2 separate regions of the Homo sapiens genome follow, and region 1 is linked to region 2. A link is a loop called in an ENCODE intact Hi-C map of the cell type or tissue named here. Cell type or tissue: Panc1. All regions are shown on one strand. Each heading gives the region's core, and the rest is flanking DNA. Links, peaks and the distances in the headings are about the cores only. Region 1 has its middle 900 kb from the start of SLC16A7. Region 2 has its middle 120 kb from the start of LINC02448.

What was found. A loop is a pair of places that touch in the nucleus more often than their neighbours do. Peaks named below come from ENCODE experiments on the same cell type or tissue, not always from the same donor. Only the 100,000 strongest peaks of a DNase experiment are listed, where the experiment ranks them.
Region 1: a loop joins it to region 2, with 4 times the contacts of the local background. A loop is called at or near these places in 16 of 110 quality-filtered maps.

Annotation. Positions count from the first base shown.
Region 1 is chr12:60,490,167-60,501,260 of GRCh38, forward strand. No RefSeq gene overlaps it. Among named protein-coding and RNA genes, the nearest start is that of SLC16A7, 900 kb to the left of the region's middle. In Panc1, for the core only: CTCF peaks have their summits at 4,284 (motif pointing left) and 4,491; a DNase peak (open chromatin) is centred at 4,266.
Region 2 is chr12:59,398,023-59,409,116 of GRCh38, forward strand. No RefSeq gene overlaps it. Among named protein-coding and RNA genes, the nearest start is that of LINC02448, 120 kb to the right of the region's middle. In Panc1, for the core only: CTCF peaks have their summits at 5,444 (motif pointing right) and 5,680; a DNase peak (open chromatin) is centred at 5,489; H3K27ac peaks cover 442 bases.

The DNA of each region.
Region 1 (11,094 bases), core at 1,172-9,171, 1.1 Mb after region 2:
GTTCATACTCTTCAAGACATGAATTCTATTGTAGTTCTCATCTCCGCTTTATGATTATATAGTAAATAGGTCAACAGATCTCAGCATTTCAACTCTGAATAAAAGTAAGATTGACTTGTGTCTCATTTATCTTTTTTTGCAAGAACAACAACCAGAAGCTACCATTAAGTCACAGCAGTGGCTTTTCTCATGGTTAATAGTGGAAAAATTTCCCCAACCTTTGGAAATATATTAAGTACTTTCTATGTGGCAATTAACTCTTATTTATGTATTTATTTATTTATTTTTGAGACGAAGTCTTGCTCAGCCACCCATGCTGAGTGCAGTGGCCTGATCTCGGCTCACTGCAACCACTGTCTCCCGGGTTCAAGTGATTCTCCTCTCTCAGCCTCCCAAGTAGCTGGGATTACAGGCATCCACCATCATGCCAGCTAATTTTTGTATTTTAGTAGATACGGGGTTTCACCATGTTGGCCAGGCTGGTCTTGAACTCCTGACCTTAGGTGATCTGCCCATCTCGGCCTCCCAAAGTGCTAGGATTACAGATGTGAGCCACCACGCCCGGCCTTAACTCTTATTATTTTCAGAGATATTCAGCAAACGAGAAGTGGCAAATAAGTTATAATATACAGACACCATCATAATTAGTTTCAGCTTTGCTCAAAAGCTATCTTTATTCTAGGTTTATACCTAAGTTTAAAGCTAATTAGGAATGACAAGAATAAAACTGTGATGAGCTTTTATGTACTTTCTCTGTACATATCAGTGTTTTCATAGTTAATTATTATTTATATCTAAGACACTCCATCCATTGATCAGTGAAATCAAATAATATTTTCTGAATTTTGTCATGGTATAGTATAATATTTAAGAGGATAAATGCTGGCATTACTTTGCCTGGTTTAAATCTCAGCACCATGATTTATTTACTGAGAGGCCATACTCAATTTACCTAATCTCCCTATTCTTAGGTTTACTCAATTTTCATTCCAGTATGCTAATGAGTACCTACCTCCTAAAAATTTTGCTAGAATTAAATTTCTAAAATTATATATAAGTCTTGAAGTTTGTTTTAAATATTCTGGAAGGTTTCTAACAATAATCTATATATGCAAATCTCTCCTACATGTATTGCTACACATTTAAGTATATACTATAAATATTTGCATGCATTCAATTATATACTGTAGACACCTTTGCATACCTATACACTACCAGTATCCATTCTTTTGCATATTTAACTATATAATGTAACAGAGATTAAGTGGCGTATACCTAAATCTCTCTTTAGAAGTGGAGTTGAAAAGACTAGAAATATAGCCAGGATTTTTATGGCTATGATAGATTTGTACTCAAAGACTTGATTTGTTTTTAAATTATTTAATTCCATTATAATAAACTCAAAATTTGAGTGTATTTAGTTATGGCCTTTTCCATTTTCCATGTGATAATCAACAACTGTGATAATCAACAACTGTGTATTTCTCTTTGAGAAACTGTGTTTCTCAAAGAGAGAAACAGCCTTTATGCAAAGGTGAAAAAAGTAGAGCAAATGGAAGATTTGAGACAGTTACTACATAGGAGATCTTTGTTCTCAAACAAATACATGTTAGGTGAGTCTTCAGATTTTAAAGAGGTCAATGTAGGCTGACAATTCGAAAAAAGATGAGATTATAAAGTAGAGAGTAAAATGTTCCATGGGGGAATAAATATGGGTAAGCAGTACAAAGATAAGAGAAAAACATAGGAGATTAAATCATTTTTGAATTGTCAAAATACATGATTTTATACAATAAAAAAAATAGATTCCTCATGACCAGAAAATAATTTTAACCAAAGAATGGCGATGAATAATCTCTTCAGCATATATAAGCTTCATGAATTTAAATATCTATACTTATGGCTGTATCTATTTATGGATGAAAAAAAGTAATATTGACTTGTCTTTCATTTATCTTTTTGCAAGAACACCATAGAGAAGCTGTCATTAAGTCTCAGCAGTAGCCTCTCTTTTGATTAATAATGGATAAATTAAAAAATCTAAAATATAATTTAGCAAATGTATAACTCATATAAATATATATTTACATAAAGAAGTTTATATATCTTATTTCTGTATCTTAATATGGAAATAAAGGCATCATTTAATATGCAAAAGTGGTTTTTAGAATAAGCATATGACATAATCCTTTTCTTTAAAAGTATTATCTTTAAAATTATTGAGTTGCATTTTTAGAGTAAAGCAAAAGGTTTTAATAAAGAGAAATGGTATGATAAAAATGGGTGATATGTTTCAAAGTGTGAAAATATTATAAAAAGAGGAAAATTGGAACTATCCAGACATATGATTTTTAAAAAGTTATTAGAAATTGATCATGTAGGAATTTTCAAGAATAAAAGAGTTGAAATTTTAAAAAAAGTTCTTTAGCACTAGGAAATGTTTTTTTTTTTTTAGATTTAAGATTCAACTGGGAATGAATGTAATGACTATTATTGGTGCTTTGTTGTTTTGTATGTGTATAGAATTTAATTTCAGTAGTTTAGCAATAAAAAATGGAATGTCTTGTTAGACTGTTATTTGATAATAGATCAATTTAGTTCAAGTCTTGGAAGATGCTCTTGCAAGATATTTATTAAACATCAAAAGTTATAGTCATTATCTTTCCATATTTCTAATGTGTTTCATTAACAAAAAATAAAATATTTTATATAACAGAATGCATGCATATATAAGTATGCAACATAATTTTTTGTTATTTTTCTTTTAAAATAAAAAGCCATTTTGATATATTTAGTAATCTGTATTTACTACCTTCACTGACTTGCCCTTTACCCACAACATATTGGCTTTTGATTCTATAATCTTAATAAAATAATATTGAGATGATATATATATCAGAAATAGCTCTAGGTACTGAGTAACAGTAGTAACAAATATAAACAAGACAAGACACAGTCTCACACAATTTTTATATCAACAGACAAAGATAAATAATATAAAAATAAGCAAAAGAATACACACAAAAAAACAAAGTACAGAACTAACAAAATAGTGTGGAATGATATGAAATAATTTTTAACAGTTTGAGCAGGCCTCTCTGAGGTTGTGATATTCTAATTTTCTTCAGAGAAGCTAAAAGCTGTATTATTATGTGAAACCTGTCGAATTTAAAATGTTGTGAGCTAAGTAGAATGTTTCAAAGACACCATGAAGGACAGTACTTTATAGGACAAATGAAACAAATTTGTGGGCATCTCCAACCTGTGAGCCACTCTTTTTTGTTTTTACTCACTACTCCAAACACTTCTTTTGGAATGATAGATTATTTTATTTATATTATCTAAATCTGTAATTCTTCCCTCTACCCCTCTTAATCTATACATTATAATTGTCAAATAACTAATATAAATATGACCCAGATACTGCATCTATAATCAAATACTATATTTCTCTATAGTTAATTTAATATGTCAAATATCTAGTTCATTCTTGTCAGTTTGGTACAAACCAGTGGCTGAGAGAACAAACGTCAAAGCCAGTTTGTTTGAATAATGATTCTGCCAACTACTAGCTGAGTCAACTTGGCCAAGTCATTTAACCTTTTTGTGCCTCAGTTTTCTCTTATGTAAAATGCATATATCTGTCAGGGTCCAATCAAGAGACAGGATCCACATAGTGATTTGAAAAGGGGCTATTTAACATAAAGAATTATGAACCATACACAATTACTTATAAAGGGTAAATACCCTAGGGCTGAGGAGCATACCTAAAGAATGAATTAACTTGTAAGGGGTCCACACTCCCTACAGTTGTGATTCAGAACTCATTAGAGAAGATGGGGCTATAGCCAAATGGATTGTGAAGTTCACTGGGTAGTCCTGGGACAGAGTTGGTCACATTATCTAGGCAGAGGCTGGTGGGTGGAGAATTGTGTCCAGATTCAACAAACAAGCAATAACTCTTTGAAGTATGGGCAGGCTGAGATTGGGAGGTCTACCTTGGGGGCATCTTGGAGTCTCACTGGGAATCTTCCTGTGGGGTTGCAGCTGAAACTCAATGCCAGAGAATTCCACTGGATGCTCACAGAAACCACTGGTAGTCATGCCATAAAAGCAACAAAGGATGGAGAAGCAGAGGAAGCAGGGGAAGGAGTAGGAGGAGGAAGAGAAGGAGAAGGAGGAACAAGAGGAAGAGAAGATAAAGAAGGAGCAGGATAAATGAGAGGAAAACACCAGGATTGAGAAGAGAAGCTCCTTCTTCCTATAATGTCTGTCCATTGCCACCTACTGGCAATGCTTAATATTGTTCCAACTGCAAAGGAGAAATATTCAGAGCCCATCAACAATTTCCACAGAGCAGAAAGGAAGGTTGAATTTGGACGTAAGAAGCAATAAATTGATAATTGGCACATTCGTTTTCAGGAGATTCTGTAACAAACTACCAAAAACTGGTTTGCTGAAAACAGTAGAAATCATTCTTTCACAGTTCTGTGGGCCAGAAACACAAAATCAAGGTGCTGCAGTTTCTTGGGGAGTTTCTAGGGGAGAATTGTTCCTTGTCTTTTCCAGATTCTGGTGGCCATCAGCATTTCATGTGACTACCTCACTCCAATCTCTGCCTCTGTCTTCCTATGGCTTTTTCTTCTGCTATCTCATGTAAGGGCATGTTTAGGACCAATCTGTGTAATCTAAGATAGTCTCATCTCAAAATATTTAACGTAGTAAAATCTGAGAAGACCTCTCTTCCAAAAAGAAAATCACATTCCTAGGTTTCCAGGGCTAGGATATGGACATATCTACTTGGGGGCCACCATGGAGCCCTCTAAATTGGAGATGATAATGACAGTGTTTAATTTATAGGTTTCTCAGTAGTGATACATGAATTAATATATGTAAAATACTCGTATGGTTCCTCACATAGACTCTACAAGTATCATCATCACCACCATTGTCGTCACCATCATCATCAACACCGTCACCATCCTCATGGTGATTGTTCCATCCCGCTATCTCTTAATCCTTCTCCAACTCCCCACTCTTCTCTTTCCCTTATAGACAGAATAATACACTTAGAAATTATACCTTGACTCTTTATCAGATAAGTGACTTTTTCTCTAATTTTTAAAATGGAGATCTTTAATTTCACTTAAATTATATGCCAGATGATCTTACCCTGTTTAAAGATAAATAAGTCTCATAGAAGTTACATAACTTATTCAATGTCACTTGACAAATGGTGATGACGCCATTCAGTTTATAGAGTTTGTGGTACAGTAAGTAATTACTGTTACCATTACTAATAATACATGTACTACTACTACTATTACTATTATTATCATCTTTATGAATACTATCACTATCTACCTTTTTTAAAAAAGCACACAGTAAGATTTCTCTGTTTCTCTCATTTCCTGCACTCTCTCTTTTAAATAATTAGCTATTTTTGGAAGTCTATCAATTTGAAACACACACACACACACACACACACACACACACACACTTTCCTGAATTGGCTTTCTCTGCTAATTTTCTCTTCAATTGCCATTATCATTTTGTACCCTTTTTAATTTAATAACCTTTTCATTGATCTTCCTCATATTTTTGTCTCCCTTTCTTAATCTTTCTTCAACATAGTGAAAAATATGTTTATGCAACATACATCTAGTGTTACCCTCATGCTTTAAAGTACTTTCATGAGTTTTATGGTTCTTTAGTATCTGGAGCCAAAATACTTTTTAGCTTTCTCTTCCATCTACATAAACTACGCTGCTCCCACAAAGTACTGTTAGTGATTTCTCTCAAAATATTATAAACTCCATATATTTGTTCACAGAATCTTCCTTTTCGTACTATTTAAAATTCAAATCCAGCTCAAATATCACCTCTCCTGTAAAATCCCACTCCAAGTCTCAAAGATAAAATAACTTATATCTTCCATGTTGAAACCAAATGTGAGTTTGGATTTTACCATAGGGAACACCCTATCAAATGGACCATACCATGAGACATCTAGTTTCTCTCCTCTGGAGAGTGTCTGGATAGTTATCTTCAATCTTCTGTAAGAATGTCTTCTGTTGTCAAATGACTAGATGACAAAGATGAATTTTTTAAATTAAGGGTCCATATTTTATAAATATTTATATGATTTATTAGATTTTACAACATTGTTCCCTTGCCTTTTTACCTCATAGTACCCAAAACTCCCAAATAAAAGATATCAGATTATTATTTTTTTAAATATTTACCAGGAATATAGTCTAATTCCATTATTTGAAGTTACTTTGCAGTGCTCATAGTTATTAATGCCCACTATTTTTTTCAATTGACCTGCTATCAAGTAAGTAATTTGTTTGCTAAAAAAATTTGAGCCCTCACTATGTGTCATGCAATATAATAATAACTGGATATACTAAAATAATATTTTATAATGATTTGATTTATCAAAATTAAACTAAAAGGATAAATGTCACTCAAGCAGTTGCATATCATGCCTAAGATCCAAATATCACATTTTGATATTTTGACTTTAGCTTTTATTTCAATTTTAATTTATCTAACAGTTTTCCAGTAAGATGCTGATTTCCATTATTTAAAGACTTAAATGTTAGATCTAAAACCATAAAAACTCTAGAAGAAAACCTAGGCAATACCATTCAGGACATAGGCATGGGCAAGGACTTCATGACTAAAACACTAAAAGCAATGGCAACAAAGGCCAAAACTGACGAATGGGATCTAATTAAACTAAAGAGCTTCTGCACAGCAAAAGAAACTACCATCAGAGTGAACAGGCAACCTGCAGAATGGGAGAAAATTTTTACAATCCACCCGTCTGACAAAGGGCTAATATCCAGAATCTACAAAGAACTTAAATTTACAATAAGAAAATCAACCCCATCAAAAAAAAGTGGGCAAAGGATATGAACAGACACTTCTCAAAAGAAGACATTTATGCAGCCAACAGACACATGAAAAAATGCTCATCATCACTGGCCATCAGAGAAATGCAAATCAAAACCACAATAAGATACTATCTCACACCAGTTAGAATGGTGATCATTAAAAAGTCAGGAAACAACAGGTGCTGGAGAGGATGTAGAGAAATAGGAATACTTTTACACTGTTGGTGGGACTGTAAACTAGTTCAACCATTGTGGAAGACAGTGTTGCCATTCCTCAAGGATCTAGAACTAGAAATACCATTTGACCCAGCCATCCCATTACTGGGTATATACCCAAAGAATTGTAAATCATGCTGCTCTAAAGACACATGCACACATATGTTTATTGAGGCACTATTCACAATAGTAAAGACTTGGAACCAACCCAAATGTCGATCATAGACTGGATTAAGAAAATGTGGCACATACATACCATGGAATACTATGCAGCCATAAAAAAGGATGAGTTGTCCTTTGTAGGGACATGGATGAAGCTGGACATCATCATTCTGAACAAACTATTGCAAGGACAAAAAAACAAATACCGCATGTTCTCACTCATAGGTGGGAATTGAACAATGAGAACACTTGGACACAGACTGGTGAACATCATACACTGGGGCCTGTTGTGGGGTGGGAGTGGGGGGGCGGGATAGCATTAGGAGATATACCTAATGTAAATGACGAGTTAATGGGTGCAGCACACCAACATGGCACATGTATACATATGTAACAAACCTGCATGTTGTGCACATGTACCCTAGAACTTAAAGTATAATAATAAAAAAAATTTTTCTTCCTCTTTTTCTTTCCAACGATTTATGTTATATTTGTTTGTTTCTTTTCCTGTCAGTCGATACAATTCTAATCCAACCAAAATATATTAGGTTCTTACTATGTATCAGAGATTGTGCAAGGTGCTTTCTCAGGCAGCATTTTATTTAACCTCCACAACAAACCTATGAAAGAAGATACTATTTTTCTTTTGACAACAAATTATCATAAAGATTAAGTAATTCTCAAAGTCATACAATGATTAAAATTATAGAGGTAATATAAAAACAAAGCAATATGATTTTTTCCATCATTTATAATTTTTCCATTTTATTCTCATGCTTGCTTTCTTTAAATTGTCCTTAAATTCTCTGGAGATATTGTGTAGTATAGTTTTCTCCAATACTTGAAATAGGATATTTCATCTGTGCCAAGACCTGGGTTCTGATATAGTAGTTATATTTATATACCCTATCTCCAAAGTACCCTTTATCCTTTATAGTTTGGATATTGCCAACAGAGTTGGCAATGTGCTTTATATATTTGCATCCAAGAATCTACCTAGAGGTATGGGAGGGCATTAAAAGACAGGAGGTAGGGCATGAGTCTCCTTCCTTGGGGTATTAATGTTTAATTAACATTGTTATTAAGAAGTTTATAAATTTACATGTAGTTTTAAGAAATAGTGTGCCCTTAACCTAGTTTCCACCAGTGGTAGCAATATCACAATGAAGATATTGAAAATAATACAATCAACAAATCTTATTCAAAGTTCTCCAGTTTTACTCCTGTGTGTGTGTTGGTTGTATATGATTTCATCTCATCTGTCATTCAACATCCCAGTTAAGATACTGAATATCTCTGTGACCACAGAAGTTCCTTATGTGGCCCTTTTATAAAAACCACCTCACCCTTCCTTCCACACAACACCCCCTCCCACTATTTCTAAGCCCTGGCAACCACTGATCTATTCTCCATAATCCCTTTGTTTAATTATATTGGCACTGACAGAAGCCAGATTGTTATCAAAGTCTACTTTCCTGGAGGATAGATAACTTTTGACCCAGTTTTCCTGGTAGCAGTTTGCACCATAGAGAACTGGCTATAAAAATAAATCTAAAGACTGATAAAATGTGGAGTCCACACACTAACATTGTCGTTTGAGAATATACAGCAGTTAGAAAGGCAGTGTTTTACATTGTAGCACTAGGAATTCATTCATTGAACGAATATTTATTATGCTGTTAGCATCCTGGAGGTTTTACCACAGATATGCATCAGTGGCCATGAGTTGGGCAAGTTAACAAGCTAGATGAAGTGAATCCATCAGCCTTCAGCAAAGTTACCCCCATGCCTCCAACTTTCATGACAGAGGTGCCACGAGCGTGAGAGATGAGTGACTTTGTCAGAGCCTCAGCTGCTTTAGGCTGCCCGAGTGTCTGACCAAGGTAACCCTACTGTACAGAGATCACGCCCTTTATGCCAGGCACCTTAGGGGCACCAACTTTTTCAAATTATCTTCTATCTTTTAAAGGAATGCATCAGAAAGAGAGTATCTTCTTTCTGTGATGGTGACATGCTTTGTGCACTCGTGCACAGTCATATTTGTGCTCCTCGATCATTTCCTAATTTCCGGCTATGTAAATTACACTAGCAGTAGTGGAAGTCGGGGAGGTAACAGTGGCAATGCATGATATGTAATGAAACTTTCAGGACAACTGTCATCAATCTTGGCAGTCATGGGGTCTTTCAGCCTCAAAGACACATGTTTGCTCCTGTGTACTTGCAAATTAGACTTGGAGACACCATGTCCTACAGTTACAAAGATACATATCTCTGAAATTCCCCCATTTTCTTCCAAGGGATAGATTCATAGATGTGAATGAAGACTCGGGTTGATTTGAGTTTTTACTAGATAAAAATAGGGACTTCAAGAGACAATTACATCATCTGATCTCTGAGAACCGACATTTCTCACAACTCTGTAGGAAATGAAGAAAAAGCCAGTGAGAGACTGGCAGAGCTTAGCGGGAAAGGTGCTTGCCTAGCAGCAAAGCAGCAGGAAATGATTGTGTCTGAGGGGAGTTTCACTGAAGAAAACACCTACAAAAATATATAGAGCACCTGTTCTAGGCAGTCACTGAAATGATAGTGATGAGATGAACAACTGCACATATACTTGAGAAGATGTTTATGTGGAGAGTTCTTAAAGCATTCTTTACGTTTAAGGCCCATTAGGATATACAAATTGTATCATCCTGGTATGCAGATTTTATATTACATTGTTGATGCTACTATATGCCTGAATAGAGTAAGAAGTATTATAAAGTGAAATGTGTTGTTCACATGAGAATGTGAATAATAGGCTTGTTAATACCAGAGAAACCTAGACAAAATATATTTATTACTAAGCATTGGCAAACTTTCTTTTAATCAAAAGGAAAACACAGCAATTGAGGCAAATAACAAGTTTCTTCCTTCCCTGAACTTGCCTTACAAGGAAATAAGGTAATTAGGTACAATCAAATCTCATCCCTGATTTATTCCTTGCCCTCCTTCTGATATTATAGGCTTAGAAATTAGAAATGAAGAAGCAGCTTCTCTTGCTGTCATGGATAGAAAGCAATGGTGAGAAACAGGATACAAAGTCAATATCGCAGTTTTTGAAAAATACTTCCTTTTAAACTGATATCCAGAATTCCAAGGATACTTCTCTGATTTATCCAGGAAAAAGTTAAGTGAGGAAGAGACATTGCCTCTGCAAAATCTCCTGACACATTCTGAGCAAGAAAAACTTGACTATATAAGATTATATTCATAGAGAAAATATTTTTAAAAAGGTAATTGCATTTATTCTTTTTTTTTTTTTTGAGATGGGGTCATATTCTGTCACCCAGGCTGGGGTGCAGTGGCACAGTCACAGCTCACTGCAGCCTCCATCTCTGGGCTTAAGTGATCCTCTTACCTCAGCCTATGTGGTAGCTGAGACTACAAACATGTGACACTATGTGTTGCTAATATTTAAATTTTTTATAGAGATGAGGTCTCCTCATGTTGCCCAAGCAGGTCTGAACTCCTGGCTCAAGTAATCCTCCTGCCTTGGCCTCCAAAATTGTTAGGATTATAGGCATGAGCCACCGCGCCCAATTTGCATTTATTATGTTTTACCCTAAATGGAACTCTCCCATCATTCTAAGTGTTTTGGTTTTAAGTTCTCATTTTAGTTTATACATGTGGCTAGGTTAAAGAGCTTTAAAATAGGTGATATTTATTCTTCTGTGAAGAATGCAGAGGACATTTTTGCCAAAAGAAACAACAGCGCTGTTTGACAGATTGACGTTTTCTGGGACATGGGCCATACCAACTTATCTTACCTCAT
Region 2 (11,094 bases), core at 1,929-9,928:
AGAGTATTCATAGCAGCTTCTCAGATTAGTGTGTGTGTGTGTGTGTGTGTGTGTGTGTGTGTGTGTGTGCCTGTGCCTATGTGTATATGTGTGTGTGATCTGAGTAAGAGTTGGCCTCTTCCTACAAGCTAGATAGGGCAATAAGAGACCCTGAGAGTGGCTGTGGACTTGTAGCACCCTAGAACAGGCATATTGAGGAGTCAGTTTTACATTCTTCGTGGTGTTATATTTCAGTATTCTTGTTCTCATATCTTCAGTGAAATATTAGTAGAATGTTTGGTATCATCACAGTTGTGCAGTGGTGGATGGTGAGTCAAGCCTGATCCATGTTAGGGGTGGGGTGGCATTGGAGAGGGTGGTGAGGCCATCCTTCCAAGTGCTTCAGTAAGTGACAATCACCAGGAGTGGCTGACTGTACTGTGTAGAGTGGTTCTCTATCTAATGTGTTATTATCAACATAAATGGTAATTAATTAATGAGGAAGCTCAAGTGGAAAATTTGAGGAACATATTCCTGGGCACTTGTAAGACAGCTTCTTTGAGAGCTCTCAGAAATAATTGGAGTACCATGCACAAGGGGATTCTATGTCAATTTTTATTTGGGTGCTTAATGAAAATATAAACGAATTTCCCCACACTGTTTTGTGAGACCAGGATAAATTGGTAACTTGGAATACTACAAATAGGATGGATGGGGTCATTATTGAGAGAAGGGCAAGAGTCTATGTCACCTTGCATATTGACATTGAACTCCTCAAAAATGGAAAATCAGTGGCTCTAAAATGAAGCCACAGTAACTGCAAAACTGGGGGAGAATTCCATTTTACCAGACTGTAGAAAAGGTGATTTTACTCACTATAGGAAGCTACTTTATTCTAACCAGAGTGTAGAAACTATGAAATTCAAAAGGGATAATTATTACTGTTTTCATTTTATTTACCCCTATATTTCCAACTCCTAGTAAAGCATATTTTACCCTGTGGAACTCTGGAAAATGTTGGTAAATAAATAGATTTTCTCATTAATAAAATCTACAATTGGAATCCATTGCTAAAGGAATAATTCACAAACTCCAGAACAGTGCATGCAAGAATCTGCATCACCTGGTCCCAGTCTACTCAATCTAATCTAATTCTTCTCTTCATGAAATTAGTAGTCATACTAACCCTCAGCCTTTCACTAATCACAATTTGCTTAATCCAGTGGCCCTGTTTTTGCTCAGCTTTTCCCTTAACTGGGGATGTATTTCTCTAAAATCCTATGTTCATCTGTATTTTTCTATTTAATCTTACAGTCTCTACTAACCGCTCATTCTTTTAATACGTTTTAAGTTCACACAGACTGAATTAATCATTACTTCCTTTTCACTGCTATAACACTTTGGATCTATTTTTTAAATATAATTTTGGATAGATGCTGCTAAGGTTTGGATATGGTTGATCTCCACCAAAACTCGTGTTGAAATTTAATTACCAATGTAATAATGTTATGGGGTAGGGCCTTTAAAAGGTCATTAGGCCATTAAGTTGGATTAACGTCTTTCACAAGACTGAGTTAGTTATGAAAAGACTGGAATAGCTCTTGTGGGAATGGAATTGCCTCCCATGAGTAGGCTGATGCAAGTTCAGTTTCTGTAGCTTTCTCTTGCCTCCTCATTCGCCTTTTAATGTCTTCCATCATGTTATGATACAGCCTAAGGCTCTCTTTAGAAGCCAACCAGATGCAGCTGCCCAGTTTTGGACTTCCCAGCCTCCAGAACAGAACTGTAATAAATAACCTGCTTTTCTTTCTAAATTACTCAGTTTCAGGTATTCTGTTATAACAACAAAAAATAAATGAAGATAGATGCTTTTGCTTCTTCTTATGCTCTATAGTTTTCTCTTGGCATTAGCCAGTGAGAGGTTTTACAAATTTATTTGTTTATTATAAATTGGATCATATCACACCATTGCTCAAAACTCTCCAGTGGTTTACTATCACACTTAAAATTCATGTCTTCATTATGTCCTGCAAGGTCTTGATTGCCCTGGCCTCTGGCTGCCTCACCAAAGTCATTTTCCCCCAACTTACTCCCCTCCAGCTGTATTGCTCCATGCTCTGCCTGGAGCCTGACAAGTCTATTGTAGCTTTAGGGCTTTTTCATTTGCTTTTTCCCCTGCCAAAAAATATTTTTCTAGATCTTTTGTGGCTTCTTTATTTTATTCCTGTTTCTATTTATATATTACCTTCTTAGAGAAATGCTCTCTATCTCACCTAATCTAAAATAGCCCCAGCTTGTCTAAAGCTTTTATCTTCCCATCTTCCACCCATTATTTGACACAGAGCAATGTTTACAATGTGCACCACTACTTTCAAATATTGTCTAGTAAAAATTGACATATTTCTTTAAAAATGCCCTAAATTGGATTAGAAATAACTTGCTTAGCAATGAAAAAAATGAGAGTAACCTAAATCTTTAACCTGTGTGTAGCTATTTTGTTCAACAAATTGAACTTACTATAGAACATAGATAAAATTTTACCTCCTAGAAAGAAATACGTTGTGTTTCCTTTTGATCGGAAAACACTTGAAATCATTGTTTTTGAAATAATTGCAGAATAATTGCTTCAACTTTAGCCTCTCTTCAGTGAAGCATATGAGGATGGGATAAAATAGGCCTAGACTGTATATGTGATTTTAATATGTGCTGTTGGTCTGGATGGTATGGACTTAATAAGCAGATTTTGTTCTGGGCAACTATAGCCTGTTTCTCTTCTTTTACCCTTAAATAATTGTACATCCTTAGCTTTCTAAACTTAGATTGGCATTAATCGTAAACCTTAGTAGTCTCTGTCCATGAGTTTACAACCATAAAATATTTTTCTTTGTATAATGCTAATTTTGATTTTCTCAACTTTCCTGTAGTTGCTCCTAAGTAGCTTCTAGCAGTCTATGGCTAGTTTTAGTTGAAACCACAATTTCTTAACACCCTGTTTACAATGCACACAGATAAGCTTCTGGCAATTTACCTAGCTCTCATCCTCCAAAAACTCGAAAGATAAATTTTGTTCAACATATCATTACTTTAAAATTTATTTTGAGATGCAAATAAAATGACTAAATTTATGGTGAAAAAGTTTTTTTGTGACTTCAAAAGAAGCATATGATGGGAAACTATTATCTGATTTATATACAACTATTACTTCTTTCATATTTTTACATTTAAAAGTCTGCCATTATTAGCAGTTAGGGAAATTATTTTGTGATGTATGTATATCTGTATATGACTTAACACTGGATCAAGTTTAAATTGGAAACATAAAAAATAATGAACATTTCTGCATCCATGGCTTTTGTTTTCATCATTAGATATAATGCACAAAGTGTGGGAAGATTTTTGCCAGTGGAGGCAAAAACTAAGCACAGCTAAAGAAACACCTAAATTCCATATTGCCAATGGCAATTGACATCTTTCATCACTCTTTTCTACATTCCTCTTTACAGCTAAGGTTCTGGATGAAATCTAGGTTTTGCCAGGGACAGGTACTCATGGAATATTTGGTAAACAGAAAGAAGGTTTCAGGGAGTAGAGGTGGATTACCAAGAATGATTAAGGAAGGTTTATTTACGATTATGACATTTTATACACAGACATTAACAAAACCTAAGATAAGAGCAGTGAATCCACAAAGAACAGAAAATACAAATTTTCTGAGGTTTTCCAAGGTTATCCTGAGACAGAAAAAAAGGACAGAATGATTAGAGCATAATGAATGGTCATTTGAGGAGTGTATTGAGATAAGGTTGGAGGAATGGTAAGTGGTCAGATCATGCGAAGTCATTGTGGTATAAAACGTAAATTGGCTCATTCAACACCTACTTCAACCTTCTCTAATTTTATTTTCTGTATAATAATGCTAGTGAAAATAAAAATTTCTCAGACTCTTTTTCAACTGGGTTGCTATATGTGACATAAGTTCTACCAAGTAGGTGTGAGTCAGAAATGAGTGACTTGAGGTGGCACCACACACTAGAAGAATGTATCTTCCGGCACATAGAACAGTAGGAGGCATTTGTTTGCTTGGGGCTACTTTAACAGCATTTTTTGCATCCGTTCTCTACTGACTGAATCCTGTGGCATAGCAGGGCATTTTCCCTGGCTCATTTTCCCTGGTTCTGGTTGCACAATATTCAGGGCTAGGTCCTTGACTCTTCTGTATTGTATATTGGAATGATTCTTTTTATTCAACCACCTAAAGTGGATTATGTTGTCTAAAAAAAAACCAAATACATGATACTACTTCTGGAGTTGTGCAGTAAGCAGCTCAACAAGCCCTCTACCGAAAAAGCATTGAAAAAAGAAGGAAAAAGAAAAGGCAAAAATTGACAAAACAGGAATGAAAGAGGGATCATCGCTACTGACCCTGCAGAAATGAAAAGAATTATAAGGAAATACTATAAACAACTTTATTTTAGTAGACAACTTCAATGAAATGAGTAAATTCCTAGAAAAACACAATGATCAAAACTGACTCAAGAAGAAAGTGAAAATGAGTAGATCCATAACAAAAAAGATATTAAATAAGTAATTAAAAATCTCCCCACAAAGAAAATCTAGGCCTACATACCTTTGTTGGTGAATTCTGTCAGATATTTGCAGAAGATATATCAAACCTTCACAAACTCTTCCTGAAAATGCTGGAGAAAGGATTATTTTTCAGTTCATTTGATGAGGGAAGTTTTTACCGAAACTGCAACGAAATCTGAAAAAATAGTTGATTCAAATAATTTCTCTTTGAGTATGTCCTTAGGGAGTCCCTAAGTTGGTGATAATGGGGGCATTAGAGATGGGGTGTTCTGATGACTATTTTTCTCATTGTCTTACTTCTCCTTTGATTGTTATTATTCTATGGTTCACAATATACAATAGCTGACTGGGTCTCTGTGTGAAGTGTTCTTCATGTCTTCTGAACCATCAAACTTCATGATACCCAACAGATTATTTGAACTCCTCTAGATCCATCACACTCCACTGCTGTTTCTCTCTCTTTCCCTCCCTCCCTCTCTTCCTCCCTGAAGTTCCTTTAAATTCATTTTATTTTGTATATATCTAGTTGCTTTAGAAAAGATTCCCACAGCAGCATTATGAAGTCTTTGTACACGGGCCTTCTTTCCAAAGTGCTGACTGACCTTTCTGCTTTTGCTGACGTTGTCAGTCAGGATTCCTTGACCACATTTATCTCGGGGGGCCAAGTGATTTTCTTCCCAGCCAGCTTGGATTCCTTTCACTGCATATCTCAGTCAATGGATCTGTACATGACAGAAAGCAATGCTATGACCACAGCCTGTTTTTTTACACTACTTTTAGGGCCTAAGTGCATTAAGCAATGTGGAAGGGCATTTGTTTCTCCCAGTTCATTCCTGACAGTTGGACATCTCTTGAGGCAGCACCTCAACGATCTCTAGAGGGCAGTGTTGCTTAATTCCAAATGCCGAACTGATCATCGTGGGTCTCTGAATGCAAAACACTGGTGCAATAATTAAAATACAATTTCTCAGAAGTTTCCTTGGAAATGGAAATGACACAATGTTTTAAATGTGTGCTTGAAAACATTTTTATGAAAAAAATCTTTTAAACATAAATAAGGATAAATAAAACTAATGAGGTTAGTTTTCTCTCTTGCCAATTTGGTTACATCATCTCTCAGGCTCTCCTCACAAAATCAAGCTCTCTCCCAATGATTCCCACAGACCCTCACTCTCCTCCTCCCCTGTCAGGGTAACAGGCATTTATCCTTCATGTTTCATAACTCTGTGAGGGAGCCTCAAGACCTCTTCTCTGACTGTCCTTCATCTACCCCAACTAATGATGAATAAATTCTCATGGAAAACCAGGGACATTAAAGTGAAAGCAGTGCTCCTGGGAATGAGAAAAAGGGAAAAAAGAGGACATTTTAATAAATTTTTGATTATGCTCTTATACATTTCAGGAAATGAATTGGAAACACTTGAGACTAATGCTTGAGACTAATGCTTGAGACTAAGGTCAAAAATAGATGAGCTTATTGTGTCCTTCTGGGGCCACAAAAGCCAATCAACTCATTAGCTAAAAAATGTTTTATGTGGTTTCTAAATATAAATATAAAGAAGGCTTTTGTGTACTTTGGAAAGTACTCTTGAACAGGAAAAATTCTTGAGTGTAAAAGAAATCTATTTTCATTCTTGTTAATATTTGTTATTTTAAAATATTATCATAGTTGTACCTTATGATGCAATAAAATCATATTCTAATTCTAGAACCTACAATAGTGAATTGTACTGTTCTTTACACATATCAGTTCTTTTAATAAATATTTGTTCAACTGAGTTGACCAAGATTTCATTGCTCAATAAATGTAATTATTGCATAAAATTTGGATTTACTTCAAAAAAAGAAACAATTGCTTGTATCATTATTTGAATGAAGCAAGCATGAGCTCTGAAAAACAAATGTCTGTAAGTCCAAATATCAGGATCAAATTCACTAAGTAATTGCTCAAGTTGCCAATTTGCCCAAAAAATCATTGAGAAACACTTTAAATTGGCAAGTCCTTCAAAATGGCTTTATATCAACAAGTCATTTTTTCTTTTTCTGGAGAAAATATCTGTCTAAAATAAATCTTATATATACTGTGAGAAAACTGCCGAAACTGGAACTAATTTTTATGTCTCTTTATAAAGTTAGCATAAACATACCTCACATTTAAGAAAACAAAACTTGTCGTGTATATTTTCTTCATAAACTTTTAGAAGTTCCAGTGTTTTTGAAGATTAAACAATGTTTTAATATGACAAAATCAGATGATTCTCTTCTTTTATTTCTGGTTTAATTCACCAACGTTTTTAGGCTTACTCTTTATTTTCACCTAAATGAACTACATATGCTACATATTATAATTTTTCATATGTGAAACTTACAATGATGTGTTTCACAACTGAAGAACAAGTCATATTAACCCAATTGGGGGCTGGGAATTTATATATTTATTCATATATCCATTGTTTGAGCCCAGATGTCTAAGTAAAATAAAAATAGACAAATGAATCTCTAAGCAAAACTTTTTATCTGGCAATATATAAAAAAGAGAATTGCAATTTTGGGCATACATACTGACCAGGGTGGTCTTTGGTATGCATGAAGAAGAAAGAGAAAATTAGACATTTTATTAGAAAGAAAAATGTTATGTATTGTTTTGAAATAAAACTCATCACCATCAATGTTTACAGGAGCTGGCAAGCTCTGACTGATAAGTGACAGTGGTACGTAAAACTAGTCTTAGAATTACTGTGGTTCATTTCTGCAGCTACTAGGTAAAACTACTCTTAAAGTTATAGCAGGTCATTTTGGCAGCTGGCTTGTGAGATAACTCCTGGGCAGGTGCTTTGTGCCCAACTATTTTTTTTTCCTGCTCTCTCAATACTAATTTAGTTGTGTATGACAAGACAACTCCAATTCATATAATCAATTTTTACACACATTTATTAAACAAATCTTATATGTGGGTTATTGTTTTAGCAACCAAGTACATAGTGATGAAAAATAAAAATTGCATACATAGAATTTTAAAACAAGATAACAATTGCTTTCCATTTTACTTTTACCTATAGAAGGCATTCAAGGGTTTCAGAAGGCAGAGAAATCACTTCCACTTTAAGACATTTTAAAAAATTTCCAAAGAAATGTTGAATTTGAGATAGGATTTACAAGAGTGGTAGGATTCTTTAGTTAACAACAGAAAAAGAGTATGTTGGTTGGGGTGACTAGAAGAAACTAAAGTGGAAATGGAACATAATAGTGATAAGAGCTTATTTGTTTAGTGCTTGCTATATGTCAGGTCGTTTATATACATTATGTCAAGAAATTCTTAAAATAATCTGAAATCCCCACTCTGTAAATGGGGAAAATCAAGCTCAGAGATACCAAGTAAATTACTGAAGGTCACACAGCTCTTAGGTAGCACAGGCTGCATTTATTCCTCACTCACATAGATCTGTTGTTACTGGATTGGCATTCATACTGAAGAGGGCTAGAATTTAAGACTAGAAAACTACTCTAGGGAAACCTGTAGGTGAATAACTACATCTGTCAGTAGCTAAGCAATTTCTTGTTTCAATGACAGACATGATATTTACAGTGAAACTGACCTTTTTTTGTATGTAAGAGATTCAGCACAGGATTTCACTTCCTATGGCAGGATATGAAATTGACTCATGAGATCTGACCTTCTTAGTACTTTCAAGGTAAGACAGAGAAAAAAAAAAGAATCCCTAAAATTGACAAGTATGTTACAACCAGTTTCTAAATGTGAACACTGGGAGAAAGATAGTTGAAACACAAAGTTTAGATAAATTTTGTATTACACCGGACTGAATGCCTACCTTAGTTTTAGTTCAACATTTTCTAATACTAGATTTTCTTGGGAATAAATGAGGTGACAATTGCATCAAGATAAAGTAGCATGTCATGAAAATTATGCATAGAATATCTCTATGAAGTCAGATTTTTCCATCACTCAAATTAGATCTGTATTAGACATATGAAGACTTCTTCCCATAAAGTACCTTGCGTTAAGTAAGCTTGACTATATTTGGATCAGCTTTAGTTCATTTAGAATAAGCGCTCACATGCAAAAGTCTGGATTTAATACTGTAGTAATTAAGATGGCCTAAAAATATAGAGACATCTAATTTAAAAAAAAAAAACTTTACCTCTGGTTGAGAAGTAAAGCAGCAAATAAAATTTACTGCTTTACTCTGACTCATTTCTTCTATACCTGTTTCCATTCATCTCACATGTAAACACATACAGACACACACACACACTATACTGCTGAGTAATCTTTATGTGCTATTAGGAAGATGCATGCTGAAATTAATTACTGTGTCAGCTAACGACAGCACAAATGAAGATTCTCAGGTGTTATTTTGCTATCACACACATGAAATTCGTATTGTGGTGTCTTTGTCTCCTTTTTTGGATACTGTGATTAAAATTCCATCTATAGTGAGAGACTTCTTTGCAATATTAGAAAATAATATTTACTCTGTTGGAGATAAATGGTAAATGAACATTTTTGAATCTTGCCTGATTTGCACATACTCAGCTAAGGAAAATAATAGTCAAAAATTACAAGTGAAATACAAGAAGTTCAGCAAAGCTATCTTTGAATTCATGGTTTGCTGAAAAAATTTATTTCCTTACTTCTTTTAATTTAACAAGAAATCTTTCAGTAGAACTCATTTTAAAGAAAATAGTTATGTAATAGAAAAGCTAAGACGCAATATCAAAAGACAAATTTTTACTCTAATTTGGGTAATATTTTCTTAAACAAAATGATGCTATTAAATATAATTTAACAATTCCTGTATAACGAAAATTAAAACTAAAATTTTACCAACTATAGTTATAATAGCTTAAAGAACAGAGATATTTTTCTTGGATATGCATATATTTTATATTGAATGACTCAGAAATTATGCCTGTACCTGAGATCCTATCAATGTAATGAAGATGCTCCCTTTAGAGTAATGGCTTTCTGGTATAATTCTCTTACTTGACATTTAAGTAGCACAGGTTTTGTTGAATAAACCAGGTGGACTTGAGTGGTCAAAGAAAAGCAAAGGCATGCTTTGTGTTTTGAGGAGATATATAATTTCTGTTTTACAATCTAATTCTGTGCTTTTCAGCTTTTTGTGAGTGTACACCAGTCTGGGATTTGAGTTAATAAATTAATACAAGCTAACAAATTAGCTTCCTGCTATTTCATGAATGCTGGTAGAAGACATGAGACTCCAAGGCCAAAGGCAAAGAACTTTAAGAACATCAACAAATGTTTCCATTCCCCTAGTCCCCATGTTCTCCAGAAGTGATGCAGAGGCCTCTGCACGTGCCTCCCTGTGGCTAGAATGAAGGTAGCTGAACTAGAATTATGTCTGAATCTTCTAGCTTTCCTTTTGGCCAGGCTGCCACCCAGAGGCTGTACCAATCAGGCCTGCCTGAGGTCACTGATAAGAAAAAGAGACACATCATGCCCAGGAATTGTTAGGTCAGAATCCTGTGTTTTCAAAATAGTTTTATAAATTGCTCCTCCCCTTTTATCTGATTATTGTCCAGGAGGCAGACGAAAGGAGATGAACTCATTTTAGCCACATTCAGTGACCAAACTGTTATACTAAAGGGTATGGGCCAGGAAGAAATAAGAGAGTTCTAGTCAGAAATAAATTTTAGATGATTTTTGAAAAATCAATTCCACCTGTCGATGCCAGCACCTGAGGACAGTAAGGGTTATGAAAGTCTACTAGAAAATGGTGGGGACAGCAAGTCTTGCAGTGTGCCCTCCCACTGAAGTCAAACAGGCCAACTTCTGGTAAGAGTCACAAATTTGGCAATGAAGTGGTGACTTTTGCACAGAAGCATATAGTACTTTGTGCCCAATCTACAAAAGTGGATGTGTTGCCATGTCCAGTATGCTGATGAATTTCAGTGGTGAGGGTGACCCTCTAAGCAGTTAGGCTTGATCAGCAGCTTGATTCTAGTTGGTCTCAGACAGTGAGCCCTTACCATAGACATCTGAATGAGTGACTCAGTCTGTCAGATTGCCAGGTGATACTGGTTTCTGGAATTCATCTCCAAAGAGGGGTGTCTTTAATCTGCCAATCTGTAGTCTTCCAAGTGGCAGGCCAGACACGTGGGACATTGGTCAAAAAGGTTCATCAAGGGAAGTATTGCCCAGAGCCAGACCACATACTTGTTTGTTTTTAAATAGCTGGCACTACTCATCAGTAGTGGCTCAATGAATGCTATAAAATTTACATTTAGCTGAGCCATCAGTAAATTAGGCTTAGAAATTTAAGAGAATACCTCTGAATCGAGGACTCCAATAAGCTAGCTGTGTTTCTTCATTAAGGCAATGGAAATACTGTTTCTTCCAAAAGTGTAGCTGTCTCCTTTTGATATGAAGTGAAAATACTGCTGGTGTGACTATGTCATTTCATTTGGCTTAATGATGCCTGCTATGTTCTAGTTAATGAACTTAGACATCTTGCTACATGTTTATTGGCTGTGTTTATATTTTTC